Regions from separate parts of the Homo sapiens genome. Here region 2 is linked to region 1. The links are chromatin loops, found by intact Hi-C in ENCODE. Cell type or tissue: prostate gland. All regions are shown on one strand. Links, peaks and the distances in the headings refer to the core of each region. The heading gives the core; the rest is flanking DNA.

Region 1 (6,676 bases), core at 1,375-5,374:
GGCAGGCAGATTACCTGAGGTCAGGAGTTCGAGGCCAACATGGCAAAACCTGTCTCTACTAAAAATACAAAAATTAGCTGGGTATGGTGGTGGGCGCCTGTAATCCCAGCTACTTGGGAGGCTGATGCACGGGAATTACTTGAACCCAGGAGGCAGAGGTTGCAGTGAGCTGAGATCACGCCACTGCATTCCAGCCTGGGTGACAGAGCAAGAGTCTGTCAGAAGAAAAAAAAAAAGAAATTCTATCAGAAATTCCATGTAGAATTGTTTCTTTTTTTAAACACAGAGTTTGAACAACTTACTCTTGATGGACACAACCTTCCTTCTCTTGTCTGTGTGATAACAGGTACCGCCTAGGACCCTGGGTGTCTGTTTGGTTGGGGGATGGTGGAGGGGGAGGGGCACACAGCCTTTACCCTGTGCTTCCCACGATCTTGTCTCCTTAATCTTCACTGCAGCTCTCTGCTATAGGGTCTTATACTGCTTGACATGGGGGAAACTGAGGCTCAGAGGGTTTCACAGCAGGGCAGGGAGCCCAGATTTGAATCTGTAGATACCAAGCTTTCTACTTTTTCAGTAGTTCCCAAGCATCTTTTTTTTTTGTTGTTGTTACGTCATTGGTGTCTTTTTTTCTTTTTTTCTTTTTTTTTGAGACAGAGTCTCTGTCGCCCAGGCTGGGGTGCAGTGGTGTGATCTTTGCTCACTGCAACCTCCGCCTCTCACATTCAAACAATTCTCATGCCTTAGCCTCCCGAGTAGCTGGGACTACAGGGGCCCACCACACTCAGCTAATTTTTGTATTTTTAGTAGAAACAGGGTTTCACCATGTTGGCCAGGCTGGTCTTGAACTCCTGACCTCAGGTGATCTGCCCGCCTTGGGCTCCCAAAATGCTGGGATTACATACGGGAGGTGAACCTGGGAGGTGGAGGTTGCAGTGAGCTGAGATTGTGCCACTGCACTCCAGCCTGGGTAACAGAGTGAGACTCTGTCTCAAAAGGAAACAAACCAAAACAACAACAACAAAAATAAATTGTGGTTAAGTAGAAAAAGTGTCAACTTACATTTTCAGATGTCCCAGCCAGGCTATGTGGCTGCTTGGCCAGCTTAAGCCACTTGTGCTTGGGGCTGTCGGGGGTCTTATCCGATTTTCACTCCCCTCGGGATGTTGCCTCACTGTGCTGGGAAGATTTGTGTTCCCAGGGCAGAGACCAGCGCTCTGACTGCACCCCTCTTGCCTAGCAGGGTCGGTGGACCTGGGTGTCTGTCTGCACATGTCCTCCAGTGGCCTGGACCTGCCCATGAAGGTGGTGGACATGTTCGGGTGCTGTTTGCCTGTGTGTGCCGTGAACTTCAAGTGGTAGGAGCAGAACCCGAATCTTTCTGGGGATAGCTTCACAGATCCACCGCTGAGGAGGAAACAGTGCAGAGCGAGCTGCCCACAGTGAGGCCCTGCCCCTCGGTCAGTCCAGCACACACTGGAGGCCACGAGGAGGAGCCCTGCGGTTACTGTGGCTGGGCTGAGCCTCACTGAAGTAGTTGCTTCCATTTAGAGCTCATGTTATATTTAGGTTGGTACAAAAGTAATCACGGTTTTTGCCATTAAAGGTGGCAATTACTTCTGCACCAACCTAGTATGAAAGAAAAGCATCCCAAATACTAGAACTCCACTCGGGGCTTTTGCTCCTAGAGTAGAATTGGCGGGAATTGCCTGCAGGCTTACATGGTTTTCTTTGTTTCTTTCTCTCCCACCATGTCCCTTTTGGCCAAGCTCACCTGGTGGGTTTGAATCAGTTAAACGATTGTCATGCTGTGGCCTCACTCCACCCAGCATAGATGGCTGTTTGGAAGGGCGGCGTTAGAGGAGATTCTAGAAGCAGTAGCCCCAGCACAAGCTGAGCCCTTGGCCCCTGCTCAGGAGCTGGCTCCTGGATGGGATTCAGGGATGTGAGCCCCTCATGTGAACTGAGCTCAGGAAATGTCGGGATCAAACCTGGTGCCCTAGAAAAGTCATCTTTTATGTGCTGAGCCAGTCCCCAGGGTGTTGTCTTTACTTGTTCCATGGCCATGGAATTAAGAAAAACATGCAAAAATAATTCTTCAGTCCTTGAAGAGCATCCAGCACAGAAGGTACAAACCCTCCTTAAGGCTCCCTCCTCAAATCAGTTTGTCCATTTTGATGTGCACCCCCCCAGGCCTTTATACCCTTCAGATGCCAAGTCTAAGAACCAGCTCCTGGAAACCACACCCCCTGTTCCAACCCCCAGACTGGCTTGAGCATGCGGTGGTGGGGGGAGCCCAGGTGGGCACCCCAGGGGTCTGGTGTCTTCTCCAGGCAGCTCTCAGGCTCCCTTGGTTCTCTCTGCAGTTTACATGAGCTGGTGAAACATGAAGAAAATGGCCTGGTCTTTGAGGACTCAGAGGAACTGGCAGCTCTGCAGGTAGCCACATCTGCCACCACGCCAGGGTGGGGAGGGTTCTGGAGACTGGCACTGAGCCACACTCCCTGATCCCTGCTTCCCACAGCCAGGGTGGGACCATGTGGGATCTGGCGGAAAAGCTAGGGAGGGAGCAGAGGTCACAGAGGCCGGCCCACTCTGCTGTCCCGTTTCGGTACAGTAGGCTCGGGAAAGTTAGGACACACCCCCACCTGCCCTCTGGATTTATGGAGCTGAGACTCCACAAATGATGCTGGAGCCAGGTGGGCCGGGCTGCAGTTTAGGAAGTGATCAGGATCAGGTAGGTGGGCGGGCAAAGGGAGCTTCTGGGACCAGCCTTGAAAGATGGGTGGAATTCTGCAAAGGTTACTTGTTTCTTATTGCTAAAAGTAATACATCATTCTTGCCAACAGAATGATTGGCAGGATTTTCAGTAAAGGTCCAGGTCAGAAGTCATTTAGACTGGGTCCCCCAGTCTCTGTCAGAACCATGGTACTCTGTTGTGGTGTGAAAGTAGCCACAGATCATCTGTAGATTAAGGGGTGTGGCTTTGTTCCAATAAAACTTTATTTACAAACACAGGCTGTGGGCTGGATTTGGCCTGCAGGCTGTAGTTTGTGATCCTTGATTCAGAGAGTTTAGCAAGGCTGAAAAGAACACCGACACCCCCTTGTTACCCACAGATGGGTGGGACTTGGCCAGAGGCCAAGAGGAGGGTGCTCGCAGGGGAACATACAGCACGTTAGAGGCCGGGAGGTGCTCCAGGGCACCAAGTGTGGGAAAGTGGGACATACGGGGAAGTTTCCAGAAAGCATGATGTCAAGTTGGAGGCGGAGCGCTGCTGGGGCGTGAAGAGTCTCGAGTCCAAGTGAGAGAGTTAGGAACTTGGGAGGGGTTGTTGTTGGGTCGGGGACCTGGGGTCAGCCAGGTGGTGACCTGGGATGGGGTGGGGACAGGCAATGAGGTAAGCTCTGCTCTTTATTTTTTTGCAGATGCTTTTCTCAAACTTTCCTGATCCTGCAGGCAAGCTAAACCAGTTTTGGAAGAACCTGCGGGAGTCGCAGCAGCTCCGATGGGATGAGAGCTGGGTGCAGACTGTGCTCCCTTTGGTTATGGACATACAACTCCTGGGCCAGAGGCTAAAACCCCGGGACCCCTGCTGTCCTTCCCGCAGCTTCTTCTCGGAGTCTCAGGGCAAACCCTTTTGAGCAGCGCCTCCCAGTGGCCAGAAGCTGAAATGACGGCAGTGGTGCCGCCTGGTGAATGAATTGGTTCTGTGACCCGGGAAGCTGTGCTTGGCTCTGATTTCTTTTCCGGAGGCTCGGAAACACTTCCTCTCTTCTTCTGTTCTTCATGCCCCATGCCCCTGCTAGCGTATTACTGTTCTGTGACTTCCCTGTGACCTCTGCAGTACTCCTTATCCTGCGTTTGGTCTCCAGGTGTCACCTTTCTGCCGTGTTCCTAACATTTTGATTCCTGTCTTGAAAAAAGCACCTGCTGCATCGTAAGCCCAGGGATGTGGCAGCTGCAGCGGGCTTGGCTTTGTGAAGAACTGAGTGTGTCCGCGGATGTGGCAGCTGCAGCAGTCTTGGCTTTGTGAGGAACCAAGTGTGTCCAGGGATGTGGCAGCTGCAGCAGGCTTGGCTTTGTGAGGAACCGAGTGTGTCCACATACTTGATACACACGTTTTTATTTGCACAAAGAAAATGCTATTTTTGGAGCCAGAGTTTTCATGTCTGAGTGATGGCGATTTCCTTAAGAACCAGAACTGCTGGCAGAAAGGGAGCACCCACACGCTTAGATAGCCGATGTCTTATTAGAGGGCAGTTTGTAGTTCCTGATTTGGAAATTAACATTCTCCAAACATTCCAGTCCAGTGAAAGTTTTATCAGCTTTCCCATATGAAACCTCTTCCCTTGAGAGTGACTTGATTCTCACAATCCCATTGGAGTCGTGTGTGAGTCCTACAGTGTGAGGTTCAGCATTGCCATCTCCAAGTGCTCTTCATAGGGAAACAGTTTCTGGTCATGACGAGGTTCCACTTCCCATCTGATCCTGGCCTGGCCTGGAAACAGAGCACATGTGTTTCAGGATGGCAGTGTTTGGGGACAGGACATGAGCGTATTGTGTGGGGCTGCTAGGACAGGCCTGGCGGGGTGGGGGGGCGGTGTCCAAGTCAGTTTACTTGGTTCACAGGTTCCCAGGCCCACCCAGGTGCCTAGAATTGGCCTCCAGGATGGGACCAGAAATCTGGTTTTGCATAGAAATGGCTAGCAGCGGGCACCATGCCGCTGTCCACTCTCTACCCGCATCTGCCCCAGCACTTGGCACAGCAGGACAGAAGCAGAGATCTGAACCCACATCTACCTGGCTGCTCCGTCAACCCACTCTTCACAAAGCTTAGAAAGCGGCCAGGCACAGTGGCTCACACCTGTAATCCCAACAGTTTGGGAGGCCAAGGCGGGTGGATCACTTTAGTTCAGGAGTTCGAGACCAGCCTGGCCAACATGGTAAAACCCATCTCTACAAAAATACAAAAATTAGCTAGGCACGATGGCGGGTGCCTGTAATTCCAGCTACTTGGGAGGCTGAGGCAGGAGAATTGCCTGAACCCAGGAAGCGGAGGTTGCAGTGAGCCGAGATTGTGCCACTGCACTCGAGCCTGAGTGACAGAGTGAGACTCCATCTCAAAAAAAAAAAATCACACACAGACACACACACACACACACACACACACAGCTTAGAAGGGGCTGGTGTTCTCATAAGCACAGATGTCTGAAGAGCCGTTAGCCAGAATGATCCTTTTTTTTTTTTTTTTTTTTGAGATACGATCTTGTTTTGTCACCCAGGCTGGAGTGCAGTGGCACAGTCATTGCTCACTACAGCCTCGACTCCTGGGCTCTAGCAATCCTCCCATTTCCTGAGTAGCTGGGATGACAGGTGTGTGCCACCATGCTAGTAATTTTTTTATTTTGTAGAGATGGGGTCCTGAATTCATGGCCTCAAGTGATGCTCCTGCCTCAGCCTCTTTTATTATTTTTTTTTAGACAGAGTTTTACTCTGTTCCCCAGGCTGGAGTGCAGTGGTGCAATCTCAGCTCACTGCAATGCCTCCCAGGTGATTCTCCTGCCTCAGTCTCCCAAGTAGCTGGGATTATAGGCATGCACCACCACGCCTGGCTAATTTTTGTGTTTTTAGTAGAGATGGGGTTTCACCGTGTTGGCCAGGCTGGTCTTGAACTCTTGACCTTAAGTGATCCCCTCACCTCAGCCTCCCAAAGCCTCAGCCTCTTACAGTGTTGGGATTACAGGCATGAGACACTGTGGCCCGGGATGATTTTCAGTCACAGTTTTTTGTTACGAGTGGAAAATGCGTATTTATAAAAATGAAATAGTACAGACATGAACGTGTAGAAGTCTCTATAATCCTGCCATCCAAGGATGGCACCTGTTAACGTGTATATCAGGGATGTCCAATCTTTTGGCCTCCCTGCACCACACTGGAAGAAGAAGAATCGCCTTGGGCCACACATAAAATACACTAATGCTAGCAATAGCTGGTGAGCTAAAAGAAAAAAAAATCACAAAAAAACCTCATACTGTTTTAAGAAAGTTTACAGATTTGTGTTGGGCCGCAGGTTGGACAAGCCTGCTCTATATATATTCCAGGTTTTCCCCTATAGGTATACTTATGTGAAAATGATTATTGTGATAATTTTTTTTTGAGATGAAGTCTTGCTATGTTGCTCAAGGGGGCCACAAACTCCTGGGCTTAAGCCATCCTCCCGCCTCAGCCTCCTGAGTAGTTGGGAATATAGGTACTCATAACCATGTGTGGGTGATTATTATTATTTTTTAAACAAAAATGGGGCTGGGTGCAGTAGCTCATGCCTGTAATCCTAACACTTTGGGAGGCTGAGGCAGCAGATCGCTTGAGGTCAAGAGTTCAAGACCAGCCTGGCCAACATGGCGAAACCTCGACTCTACAAAAAATACAAAAATTAGCCAGGCGTGGTAGCACGCACCTGTAGTCCCAGCTACTCAGGAGGCTGAGATGGGAGGATAGCTTGAACCTGGGAGGTGGGAGGTTGCAGTGGGCCGAGATGGCACCACTGCACTCCAGCCTGGGCAATACAAAGCCAGACTCTGTTTCAAAAAAAAAAAAAAAAAAAAAAGGTGGGTGGGGGCTTCTACTATGTGTGCTGCTTGGCACTGTTTTTTTCACTTAAAAGATATTGCAG
Region 2 (6,676 bases), core at 1,257-5,256, 160 kb after region 1:
TCTCATAAAAGGGCACTCTGTTCTTCTTGATCCACTCAGACATGGCCTGTGAGTGAAGAAACGGGCTCTCCTCCTCAAAGAAATCACTGCTGGTCCTCACACCAGCCTGACACTGCTTCATGGGTTCTTCAAAGAGAGTATTCCCATAGAAACTAAAAGGGAAGAGGAATGTGTCTGGCGGCCATTGCGGGCAGCAGTGGGCTTTGGGCCAAATTTTAAGTTTGAAAATCCAGATTCCCTCTTTTCGAGGGGCCGCCAGACTGAGCAGATACAGGCACCGTGAAAAGAGCGTGCCATGTTCAGATTAAGGAAACAAGGATGGTTTCTGTTCAGTTCCTCCATCATGCCTCAGGTCATGCGATTCCCATTTCCCTCTGTGGACCAAACAATTCAGTGGGGTTTCTGCCTTTTAAATATTTCATTATCAACATATCATCCTTTTAGCCTCCAGAAAGCATTTTAACATGGAGATTCTGGCTTAAGACTCTTGTGGGTCTGTCTGTCTGTCTCTCTCTCTTTTCCTTGAAACAGTCTCACTTTGTGACCTACGCTGGAGTGCAGTGGCAAGATCCCAGCTCACTGCAGCCTGACCTTCCAGGCTGTAGCAATCCTCCCACCTCAGCCTCCAAAGTACTTGGGACTACAGGCACACACCACTATAACTGGCTTTTTTTTTTTTTTTTTTTTTTTTAGGTAGATATGAGGCTTCACCATGTTGCCCAGCTGGTCTTAAATTCCTTGGCACAAGTGATCCTCCCTTTTCAGCCTCTCAAAGTGCTGGGATTATTGGCTTGAGCCATCATGCCCAACCAAGAACCTTGTCTCTTTTGATGCACCCCAGAACAAAACATCACTGCAAAAACACACCAAGGCATGAGTTTTAGTCCTAAGTCCCATTTATCCACCATACACTATGTGCCAGGCACAAGGCTAAGTGCTTCTATGGACGAGCTTCCCTTAATCTCAGCAGTAACAACCCCAGGCAATGGGGCCTGTTGACAGATCCATTTGCCACTGAAGACAGTAAGGCTCAGAGAGGGTAAGTGGCTTGTGCCATGTCAGCCAGCTAAGGAGGGGCAGAACCAGGATGCAAACCCCAGCCGCCTGGCTCCAGACTCGGGTTCCCAAGGTCCCACTACACTTGGTCACTCCACTGCATTCTGGTATCCTGGTCTTTGGCAGAGTCCACGTAAAAGAGGGAGGTAGAGGGAGTGAGAGGGACTTCATGCAATAAAGTGTCCCGGCGTTACACTGCCACCGTAATTGTGTCCCGACCAGGACCTCTCCCCTCTCATCCTTTCCGTGATCGGCCCTGGAAAACCTTCCACAGAACTATCCTCCTTCTCCCAGGATCTCAGAGAGAATTCATCTGAGTTCAGTGTCCAGGTGACCCAAGCTCTGAATGCGGTAACGTGCACGGAGAGATGAGGATGTCACCATGAGCAAGCCTCCCAGACAGCATCCGGGAGCAACCCCAAGACTGTGCAGGGGGGGGCTCTGATGCCGCCCACGGCGAGGAGGGCCGCCCGTGCTGCCTAAATGGGTTCAGAATGAAGGCCACCCTCTCGCCCATGTGGGGCTCATTCACCACGAATCCAATTATTAAGACAAGTTCAGCTGAGCAAATGGTCAAACATAAAAACATGTGGAAGGAACAAAGAAGTCAACCCCATTATCCATCAAAAACCGTCAAGGTGGCGGCCCTCACTGAGGGTTACAGCTCTCCAGTGGGACCTCATCTGCCCTCCAAACCCATGTGCCTCCTCAGTGGAAGGCCAGCAAAGCCACACAGGAAGAGTTGGCGTAGGAAAGCAGAAAGTGAACCCCAGGAGGACAGGCTGGCCACGGAGCCCCATCCCACACACACAGACCCAGTGACTCAGGGGCCCACGTGTGCAGGACACCGGGAGCTCACAGGGACAGCGCCCCGGGGGATGGAAGGAACTTTGCCTCCCTGTCCCTCTCTGTAGGGATGGAAAGAGGAGAGCGATTTCTGGGATGGAAGCCATCTGCCTTCTCTCAACTCTCGCTGCCCAACCAGAAAGGGAAGAAAAACAGGAAGATGAGGGACAGGTGAGGAGCTGGGTGAGCGCCGCCAGCCCGCAGCCCAGCAGAGCAGGGCTTGGCCAAGCATGGCAGGGACTTCCCCCCTACCCACACCACAGGCCCCTCGCCAGGTGAGAGGCACCAACAGAGTCCCAGACAGATGCCCCAGACAGGATGCCCAGCGCAACCCCCGCCCCTTCCGCTAGGGGCCCCCAGGACGCGGGGCTCCCCCTCCCCTTTTGGCCAGCCGCAGAGTCCAGCGGGTCTCCCGGCCAGGGACGTCGTGGGAGAATCAGGAAGTCGAAGCCACACAGCCGAGAAGGGGCAGCTGGCGTCTCGGAGGCCGTCACGAGCTGTCACTCCGCGCCCGCCGGAGTTGCCGCTCAATTACCAACTTTAACCCAGGGCCGGCCACGGAGCCTCCCGCCGCCCCTACCCCGCGCCCCTGGCACCCCCGGACCCCCGCGCCAACGTCACTTACTCCTCTGCCGTCGCCACCTGTCTGGGTGCCGGTCTTCTTCCTGCCTGGCCGCGGCGCGTCCTCCCCGTCCTCGCAGTCCTCGGGCTGCGCGCTTCCCCTCTCCAGCAACAGCCGCAGCCTCTTCTCTTCGGGAGGGACGTCGTCCTCCTCCCTCCTGGGCCCGCCATCCCTGCCTCGGGGCTTGCCAGTGGCTTCGGAGCTGCCGGAAGGGCTGGCCATGGCTCTGGGGGCTCTGCCTGCACCTGGGGAAGAGGAAGGACCCGGCGCGAGCGGCCTGTCGGCGGAGCTGGGGCGTCTGAACGCGGGCTCGGTGGGTCCGCGCGGCGCGGAGCTGGGCATCAGGGCGGGCGCGGACTCCTCCGCGGGCCGCTCCTGGCTCTCTGGCGCCCTCTGCTGGCCGCCCGCGCTCACCGCGGACACGCCGGGCCCTGGCCTGCGCTGCGCTCACCTGCCCAGGCCCAAGCAGTCGCTGTCCCCTGCCTGTGGCCAGGCCCGCTCTGGCCAGGCCCTGCACCTCCTCCCCGCCCCAGCCAGGTTGCACCCCGATGGTCTCCCTGCCCAAGGAGGAGAGAAGAGAAGGGACGCCCCGAGAGGGTGGACATCGGCCACAGCCACCTTGTCTTTGCTCTTACCCTGCGTCTTCCATGATTTGGAGGTGGTGGGAAAACTGAGGCTGCTCAAAACTCGTGGAGAATTCCGCCTGCAGGATGACATGAATGCACCTTCGCATTGCCTACCAACAGATCTTTTTTGAGCATCTCTGTGGACCAGGCGTGGTGATGGGGGAGGGGATATTGTGGTGAACATGACAGGCGTTGCCTTCACCCAGTGGGGCTCAGTGCTGGGTGAGAAGGCATTGAGAATGGACATTGTCAATTGGGCCAAAGGAGGCCAAGAAGAAGTGCTGGGGGCATGGGAACTAAAAAAGACAGGAGGCTCAGCAGGTCTTGGAGCTGGGAGAGGGCCAGCAGCAGCGGCTATTCCAAAGGAAACAACAGCTGAGAGAGGTCTCAGAGAGTTGTTCTCAGCCCAGTGGAGGGTGTTCAGGCAGAAGGAACAGCGTGTGCAAAAGCCCAGAGGCTGGGAAAGAAGCAGAAAGAGGACTGTGGGGCTGGAGCATGGTGGGCAAGGTGAGAGAGGTGTGGTGGGGGGACAGATTGCCTGGGACCCAGCTGTGCAGGGGCAGAGGAGATAGGGGATCCTTGCAGGCCCCCAGCCAGGGCTGAGGCACAGAGACAATGCAGGTGGGCAAAGGGAGGAGACGTGGAGAAATATTTTGGAGGCATGCCCTGATGAATGAGCCCAGGATGCACCCTTAGTGTCAGTGTGGAGCTCCTTCCTTGGTTGTGTGATGAGCTGAAGCCGGGGGTATTTTCTGGACATCGAAATGCTACACCCAGAGTCCAGGACAGGCTAAGTGAACACCAGCATCTCCTGGCCCACCTCAAAAGCAGGAGAGACAGGGGAGACTGGGGAGGGCCGGGGTGGAAGGGGAAGCCAGGAAGGCAGGAGAGGCCAGGGAAGCAGAGGAGGCCAGGGAGGCAGTGGAGGCAGTAGAGGCTGGGGAGGCTGTGTCCTTTCCATGATTCTGCCCAGGATCCTAGGTCCCTGTACTCCCTGAGCTTCCCCACCCCAAGCTCTGGAAACATGTTGCACAATGGTCTCCCCACTAAGCTCCTGATTGCAGCCCCTACCCTGCTGTGCTCCCTATTTCAACCCTAACAGCTCTCACAGTGGGCAGCACATAGTAGGTGCTCAGGAATCACTGGTGGGGGAGCACATGGGTCTGCTCAGCACCTTCCTCTCTCCTCCAGCTCTCCCCTGTCACGAAATAATTCTGATAAGAACACATGGGCTTTGAGTCCCTCTTCTATTACTTTCCATATGCTAATCCATCTATACCTCACAGCAGCCCTGGGGGTAGGTGCAATGAGGATGCCCATTTTATAGAGAAGGAAACTGAGGTATAAAGAGGGTAAGTGACATAGGCACACTACAGAGGCTGGGGCCAAGTGATCAGAGCACTCAATCCCCAAAGGCAAGGTGGATGAAGTTACCATAAAAGACAGCAGAGTCAAAGCTGCAGCCAGAATAGCCTGACTCGCAGAGACATATGGTGCCAGCTGATCATGGCATTCCTAGAAGTGAAATAGATAAGAAGCCTGCCACATTTTTACTGGATCTGTGTTTGCAGAAGAATTCTAGGTCAGGTGAGCAGAAGTCTAATCTGAATCATAAAAACAGAGTCACAGTCCCCAGTCAATTCCCAGACATAAGCCAGTTCACAGACCCAGAGTCCCTTGTCTGAATGGGAAGCCAGGTCCCCTCCAGAAAGGACTCTGCTCCAATGCCACAAATTAATACTGTCAATCTTTCTCCCAGCCTGCCCCCAAGGGAATACACAGCCTTTTACCAGGATGACTGAATAGTAGAAAAGGAACTAATGGGACCTGTGCAGGATCACTGGACACAGGCTCTGAACTGGCACTAGGGCGAGACTAGGGTCTACCAGTCAGAAAAGACATTTTGGAAGTCAGGTGAATGTTGGTGCAAGTTCATGTCATGGTAGGTCCATTGGGTCCCCAAATCCATCCTCTGGTTATATACAAAATGGCTATGTTGAGATTTAAATTCAGGGTATCCAACTTAGAGGCTGTGCTCTTACTCATGAAACATTCTGACACTAGTAACCAATTTAAAAATGCAAACACCTCCTGGAGCTAGCGAGAGTCCTCCAAACAGTCATGTAAATTGGTTCTGTCAAGGATTTCCTCCTAACCCCCCCACCCCCCCGCTGAGAGCCAGTTGCAAGGAGAGACTAGGGAAGGTCATTGGTTAACTTTGTTGCTAAAAGCTCCTCTGGATAAAGAAGAGCTTTATCCAGAAAAAAAGAAGCAAAATAGAGTTCAGCAGAAGTTGAGAAAAGAAGCAAATAGAGTTCAGCAGAAGAGGTAAGAAAGTAAGTTTATGTTTGACCAGGCACAGTGGCTCACGCCTGTAATCCTAGCACTTTGGGAAGCCAAGGCGGGCAGATCACGAGGTCAAGAGATCGCACCATCCTGGCCAACATGGTGAAGCCCCGTCTGTACTAAAAATTCAAAAATTAGCTGGCCATGATGGCACACCCCTGTAGTCCTAGCTACTCGGGAGCCTGAGGCAGGAGAATCACTTGAACGCAGGAGGCAGAGGTTGCACAGGGCCGAGATCATGCCACTGCATTCCAACCCGTTGGTAGAACAAGACTCCATCTCATAAAACAAAACAAAACAAAACAAACAAAAAAACCTAAGCTTATTTTTAAGCCTGAACAAGTGTAGTGGTTTAGGGGTTCTGCAAACACGGCCCCAGTCAGGCTACAAGATGTTGTGGCAGCAACATTTACACCCAGTCACTCCTGGCCGGCTGAGCCACTTTTCAAAACACCCTTGCACGGCTGTGCAGAGCGGATGGCTCCACTGGCAGCCGGCAAAGCCATAACTCACACTGTCACCACTGCCCTCAAACCCCTTCAGTAAGTACTTTGTTTTTTTGAGACGGAGTCTTGCTCTGTCATCCAGGCTGGAGTGCAGTGGCACAATCTCGGCTCACTGCAAGCCCTGCCTCCTGGGTTCATGCCATTCTCCTGCCTCAGCCTCCCAAGTAGCTGGGAATACAGGCGCCCGCCACCATGCCCGGCTAATTTTTTGTATTTTTAGTGGAGACGGGGTTTCACCGTGTTAACCAGGATGGTCTCGATCTCCTGACCTTGTGATCTGCCTGCCTCGGCCTCCCAAAGTGCTGGGATTAGAGGCGTGAGCCACCGCGCCCGGCCTGGTAAGCACTTTTAATCAATGCAACAGGAATAAACATTTGCTGCAGAGTGGCAATGTGCAGGGAGGAAAATGCTTCCACTCAGGCTCAGAAAGCAAAACCTCCTGGCTGTTTGCATCTGTGCAAGAGCTCGCAGGAAAAGCCCTCTGTGTGGCTGCCAGCCTCACACATTCCCCCCAAGGGGTGAGTTTCTCTTTCCATATTAATCTATGCTGTGACGTGCCATCTGTCAACCACCACACCATTCTCAGTTGCCATTTCAAAGCATCTTTGCCCTGTGAATGGTAACCAGCCCTGCCCTGCAATCCCCCAGGTGACATTGAACTTAAATGAGAGAGA

Evidence for each region. Peaks named below come from ENCODE experiments on the same cell type or tissue, not always from the same donor. Only the 100,000 strongest peaks of a DNase experiment are listed, where the experiment ranks them.
Region 2: a loop joins it to region 1, with 6 times the contacts of the local background. A loop is called at or near these places in 10 of 110 quality-filtered maps.

What each region holds. Positions count from the first base shown.
Region 1 is chr3:125,926,320-125,932,995 of GRCh38, reverse strand. It overlaps the pseudogene FAM86JP and the pseudogene ALG1L1P. Among named protein-coding and RNA genes, the nearest start is that of ROPN1B, 40 kb to the left of the region's middle. RefSeq lists enhancers at 804-1,304, 1,305-1,805. In prostate gland, for the core only: a CTCF peak has its summit at 3,650 (motif pointing left); a DNase peak (open chromatin) is centred at 3,655.
Region 2 is chr3:125,762,670-125,769,345 of GRCh38, reverse strand. LOC112267908 (translation initiation factor IF-2-like) reads right to left here. Exons shown (of 4, transcript XM_047449437.1): 3 at 2,528-2,965. Among named protein-coding and RNA genes, the nearest start is that of MIR548I1, 25 kb to the left of the region's middle. RefSeq lists enhancers at 2,093-2,737, 6,073-6,581. In prostate gland, for the core only: no CTCF peak of the experiment used is centred there; a DNase peak (open chromatin) is centred at 2,835; H3K4me3 peaks cover 645 bases.